Linked DNA regions of Homo sapiens: region 2 is linked to region 1. A link is an interaction called in ENCODE POLR2A ChIA-PET data of the cell type or tissue named here. Cell type or tissue: CD4-positive, alpha-beta T cell. All regions are shown on one strand. Links, peaks and the distances in the headings refer to the core of each region. The heading gives the core; the rest is flanking DNA.

What was found. Peaks named below come from ENCODE experiments on the same cell type or tissue, not always from the same donor. Only the 100,000 strongest peaks of a DNase experiment are listed, where the experiment ranks them.
Region 2: POLR2A ChIA-PET joins it to region 1 with 11 read pairs; 4 of 35 experiments call an interaction of 5 or more read pairs at or near these places.

What each region holds. Positions count from the first base shown.
Region 1 is chr22:38,397,267-38,400,166 of GRCh38, reverse strand. TPTEP2-CSNK1E (TPTEP2-CSNK1E readthrough) reads left to right here and starts at 1,252. Exons shown (of 15, transcript NM_001289912.2): 1 at 1,252-1,729. It also overlaps the pseudogene TPTEP2. RefSeq lists a silencer at 1,195-1,474 and an enhancer at 1,740-2,523. In CD4-positive, alpha-beta T cell, for the core only: no CTCF peak of the experiment used is centred there; DNase peaks (open chromatin) are centred at 1,176, 1,666, 1,886 and 2,306; H3K4me3 peaks cover 2,160 bases; H3K27ac peaks cover 411 bases.
Region 2 is chr22:38,687,786-38,690,685 of GRCh38, reverse strand. It overlaps JOSD1 (Josephin domain containing 1), which reads left to right. Exons shown (of 5, transcript NM_001360236.2): 3 at 1,262-1,390; 4 at 1,557-1,751; 5 at 2,685-2,900. The coding sequence ends at 2,784. Among named protein-coding and RNA genes, the nearest start is that of TOMM22, 7.3 kb to the right of the region's middle. In CD4-positive, alpha-beta T cell, for the core only: no CTCF peak of the experiment used is centred there; no DNase peak of the experiment used is centred there.

The DNA.
Region 1 (2,900 bases), core at 166-2,665:
CTAAGAATCTACCGGCACTGCTAATTAATTGTGAGTAATTGATTGGCTTCCTTTTTAAAAAAGACTAACCAGACCATATGGGGGGTTAGTAGTTATATATAAAATGACAGCAAAACATGACACTTGGCAAATTCTTCCCCTTTGCTGAGCTGTCTTCTCAAATTCCTTTTCCTATTTATTAAGATTGCATTGCTCACCAGCTCCGGATCGTTTCTGTAGTGCGTTCTTTCTTTTGATTTAGGAAATAGATATTTTAAATGCTTTTCTTGATGTGTTTTAAAGTTTTTTCATTTTGGATATGCCGAAGGCCAGTAAAAAAACAAATATTTGGCTATTTTGTTGGTAGCGACTTGCATAGATCCATTTCACATTTGCATTAGTTTGCATTTTGGGGTAGAAAAATTGTGGATATGTTTGTTATGTCTGTGGTTCCTCGAGGCTTACTTAAAATGGGGAAATATCACAGGCCTTAGGAATCAGGATTTTTTTTGTCCTTTTTTTCAGTAAGAAAAAAAAAACAGTTGGGAAACGATTTAAATGAGTTGTGCGTAGGGAGGAGGGGAAAGGGTAGCGGTTTTTTGTTTTTTTTTGTCCCCGGTTTCCTCCAAATGGATTTCTATCAAAACCAAGTAGATTCTTGGAACCTAGTCTAAGTTTAGAAATCTCAAGTTAGAATAGCGCAAGCCCAGTCCTTTCAGAAAAAAAAAAATCAGAACAATTAAATAGCTTTCTGAAGATACTCATTTAAAAACTTTATCTTCTCGACCTTCCTCACGCTTGAAGAAAATCTGAGGTGTTTTTCGCGCACAGCTGCCTTCTAACCCGCGAGCAACGGCGTTAAGGTTTTGTTTGTAATTCGGGGTGACCCAGGAGTTCGGGCCGCGGGCCCCTCCCCTCGCCCGGGCACACCTTGCAGAGGAGGGGGCGGCGGGGACGGGACCCGGGTCTGCGCCTGCGCACACCCTCGCGGCCCCCCCCGCCCCCCCCGCCGGGTACCTGTCACGGCTACCGCCGCGGCGCTCGCCCGCCACGTTAAATCGGATGGCGGGAGTAGGGGTATGGGGCGGGGGGCGCGGGGAGGGTGGCACGGCGCGTGCGTGCGCGGGAGTCGCCGAGCGATAACTGGGAGTGCGCGCGCTCGCCGCTCGCTCGCGTCCCGGAGGCGGAGTCTGTGGCGGGGGGCGGAGCGGGGGCGGGCCTATGCTAGTCACGTGGGCGCGGGGGCGGGGTGGGGCGGGGCGGGGCGTCTCCGAGCGGCGGGCCGAGGGAGGGCGCAGCAGCTGCTCCCTGAACACTTTCTGACCCAACAGTCCCCCAGCGCCGGACGCGCCGCGCCCTGGCGGCTCTAGGGACCCCCCCCGCGCCTGCACTTAGCCCCGCGCCCGAGGTGAGCCCGGCCCCTAAATCCTCCGGGCGGGGGTGGGGGTGCGGGACGCTCCTTTTTTGTTGGGGGTCTTGGAGGCGCGAAGGCACTAGGCGCCTCGGCAGATGGCTGCACCCCTCGCTTGCGGCTCCCCGTGTCTTTTGGGGGGCCGGGTGCGGGCGCGGAATCCGGGAGGTGTCCGCACAAAAGGCCGAGAAAACTGCGCGAGGCCTCCCTCCCTCCGCCCTCCCCGCCCCCTCCCCTCCGCGCCCGCTCCTCCTCTTTCAAACCCGGCCGGCCCGAGTGGAGTCAGCTCAGTCCCGGCAGCCGCCGCGCGAGGAAATGGCCGAGGGGCCGGAGCCACAGGTAAAGGGGGGCGCCCCCCGCCCGCGCCAGCCGGGGCGCCCGCCTGGTCCTGCGGAGGCTCCCGCGCCGCCCCCGAGGCGCCCGGCTCTCGTTGTCTTGTCCCCCCCCAGGATGACCTCAGTTCCCCGTCTCAGCTTTCTAGCTGCTCTTTCTAGGGCGCCCCCTCCCCAGCCGGCTCCTGCGCTTCCGCTGGCGGGAAGGTGCGGGCGATCCCGGGCTGCATCCGCTCTTGGCCGTCACACTCACGCCGCACGATTCAGAAGGGCTTGGGGTGCGGGGTTCCCTGAATCTCCGCCGGGAGCGGGGGTCCGGGGGTCTGCGGGGGTGGGCGGTGGGGGGCTGTTCCGAAAAGTTGGGTCGCCCCGCGGGGCGGGTCTCCCAATTTGCCCAGTCGGCCCTTGGGGCGCGGGCGGAGGGGGGACGTTGGCGTAGGGTCCCCCGCGATACCCCGGGAAGGGCCGGGGGAAGTTGGAAATGGCCAAAACAATGCGTCGGGACAGGCTTCCCCCGTAAACAATGGCCGGGACGGTCCACACGGGCCAGGCGGAGGGCGCGTCTAAGGGACCGCGGGAGGGGCTGGGCCTCTCCGCGGACCCCGAGGTGCGCCGGGTGACTCCCTCGGGTGCCCAAAAATCTGTCCCCGGGAGTCCTGGGGCGCCTGCTTATCCCTGAGCAGGGATGCACGGGGCTGCGTTTCCTGGATGTGTGCGATAAGGTGGCTTTTTTTTCCCTCCTCTAATTTTAAAGATTTTTCTTAAGTCTTAATGTTCTATAAACACTTAAAGAATATCTTTACAACTCAATTGTAGTGGAACACCCAAAGGCAGCTGGAAGCAGAACTGGGAACTCTAAAGGGCAGGAAGGATTGAAATGCTAGCCCAAAAGTGCTGCTGCTTTTTTTTTTTTTCTTTTCTTTTTTTAAAGGGAAGTTTCTGCCAGGAGGTGCCAAGTGGTGAAACCGCTCAGTTTCAGGCACAGCCCTCTTGTCTCTCGATTTGGCCCCGACTGCGAGCCGGACGGGATGGTGGAGGGGCGGAGGGCGCTGCTGGGGGCCTGGGAGGCTGGATTTAGGGCTGCCTGGGCGGTACCGCCCGAGGGGCAAGACCCGACAGCGGGGCGCGCGCCGCAACGTAAGTCCCGGGGATTTGAGAAGACGTTCAGGGCCTGGGTT
Region 2 (2,900 bases), core at 204-2,703, 290 kb before region 1:
CACCTGTAATCCCAGCACTTTGGGAGGCTGAGGCGGGTGGATCACAAGGTTAGGAGTTCGAGACCAACCAGCCTGGCCAACGTAGTGAAACCCCATCTCAACTAAAAATACAAAAATTAGGTGGGCGTGGTGGCGGGTGCCTGTAATCCCAGCTACTTGGGAGGCTAAGGCAAGAGAATCACTTGAACGCAGGAGACGGAGGTTGCAGTGGGCTGAGATCGCGCCATCACACTCCAGCCTGGGCGACAGAGCAAGACTCCGACTCAAAAAAAAAAGAAAGAAAAAAAATACCAGTATTTCTGCTGTGCACAGAAAAATTTTAAAAATACAAGATTTCTTAAGTTTTTTAGAGTTGACATCCTTGGCCTAACGTCTTGATTCTTTTCTGGAGATGGCATGTAGTAGCCTCTTGATCATGCACTTTATGTCCTGAGGAACTCGCCACACTTCCCTTTCTCCCCTTCACACGAAGCCCAAAGGTATGCCCCTTGAACCCTTCCTTCAAAATGGCCTTTCCCCAGCTCCTGGCCTGACAAGTTTATGAAGGTAAAATAATAGAATTAGAAATGCCTTCAGCATGGACCTTGTCTTAAAATACAGACTGGCTAAAGAAACCTGGAAGTAAATGGCTTCAAGCTGGGTGGGCAAACCAGTGCTGCAGCTGAGTTTTGTTTGCCTGGCACAAATTTTTTTTCAGTTGATTTATTGGGTATTTTAAGAAAAATTTATTCAAGTACTACACACACACACACACACACACACACACACACACAGAATGCCTTTAGGTGGGTCGTGCATTCCAGTAGGCCTCACTACTTTTTATTGCCTTATATCCAACCCCAGTTTATACATTTATGTCACCTGTCTAGGCTCCTGTATGCCTTTGAGTATTTAATGATTAATGATTACCAAGTTTGCAGGCCTTAACTAGAAAGCAGGAGTGACACCAGTTACTATCCATGCAAATGAAAAGATTGAATCCTATTTTCCAATGTTAAAAAAAAAAAAGGCTTGCATGAGGCAGGAAAATCAGTATCAGGAGGAAGAGCAGAAAGGCTGCAGGAGGCTGGGATTTCATAAGTGAGTCACCTTCATGGAACACTTACAAAATACTTAGGTAGAAGCTGGGGAAATTGCACTTGAATGTGGGGAAACTAACTTCCAGGGGCAGTGATGTAAAGTGCTCTCCATCCCTGGTAGTGCGGGGTCAGGGGGTTCAGGCATCCAGCAAGTCTCAGCCCTCCTCTTTTCACATTGGTAGGTTGTCTCCAAACACCATGGTGACACCTCACAAGAAGAGCATGCTGGGAAATGGCAACTACGATGTGAATGTCATTATGGCAGCACTTCAGACCAAAGGCTATGAAGCTGTTTGGTGGGACAAGCGCAGGTAATCTGAATCAGGCTTGACTTGATGGAGAACAGCACGGTTGTGGTATAAGCTTTTAGTACTTGGGCTCATGGCATGAGTGGGGAGGTAGCCAGTTGTGGTATTACAGCCAGGGAACCTTGGAAAATGGGCTGCATCAGAGCCTGCCACCATTTCTCCCCTGCAGGGATGTCGGTGTCATTGCCCTCACTAACGTCATGGGCTTCATCATGAATCTGCCCTCCAGCCTATGCTGGGGTCCACTGAAACTGCCCCTCAAAAGGCAGCACTGGATCTGTGTTCGAGAGGTGGGAGGGGCCTACTACAACCTCGACTCCAAACTCAAGATGCCCGAGTGGATTGGAGGCGAGAGCGAGCTCAGGTAATCGGCACCTTTTGTGACTAAGTTGCTAGGCTGCTTCATTTCTTAGGTTGGGGACACTGAGCTCATCTCTGGTTATTTGACAAAGGAAATGAAATTCCTGTGCCCTTGGATTCTCTCCCTGCCTTAGAATCATAGTGTCTCGGACCTGACCTTAATCTTCAATGGCGCATCAGTACTTTTAAGTCCTTTTGGTAGGGAAGATGCCCAGCCTGGGATACCAGCCTTCTAGTCTGGTGGGGCTGGCATTGTAACGTTCTCTCTATTTAAGACAACTGAGACAGTGTAGTTGCCAGTTCATAGAAAGGAAGACAAACATGCAGGCCAGGGAGCACTGAATTTCCCCAGGACCAAAGAACATTTGTAAAAGTTCTTTAGAGGCGATTGCTCACGCCTGTAATCTCAGCACTTTGGGAGGCCAAGGCGGGTGGATCACCTGAGGTCAGGAGTTCGAGACCAGCCTGACCAACACGGTGAAACTCTGTCTCTACTAAAAATACAAAAATTAGCCAGGCGTGGTGGCGGACGCCTGTAATCCCAGCTGGTCAGGAGGCTGAGGCAGGAGAATCACTTGAACCTGGGAGGCAGAGGTTGCAGTGAGCCGAGATCATGCCATTGCACTCCAGCCCAGGCGACAAGAGCGAAACTCCGTCTCCAAACAAACCAAGAAAAAGTCCTTTATATACTTTGGGTACTGTTATTCACAGATCCAGCTACTCTTGGCAGTAACTACAAGGATGAGCAAAATTCAGGTTGGAATTTTAACTGGACAGATTGGAGGGTAACCAAATGTGGAACCCTCCAAAACCAGATGACTACAGGGATGTGTTTTGGACTGCCGAGGGTAGAGTGAGGTTTCAGGTGACTTTGTGGTCCTGAGACTGGAATTTGCAACTTGCCAGCATTTCATTTTCTCTATCTCTTTTTCCATAGGAAGTTTCTAAAACATCATTTGCGAGGAAAGAACTGTGAACTCCTGCTGGTGGTACCAGAAGAGGTAGAGGCTCATCAGAGTTGGAGGACCGATGTGTAACAGTTCTGCCCAACCTCCCTCTCGCCTCAGCCCCTTCAGTCCTCTGTGACGTGCTGTGGCCTCTACAGTGGGTCTGCCCTTGCCACTTCCCCAAACATCTCATCAAGTTTTTCCCC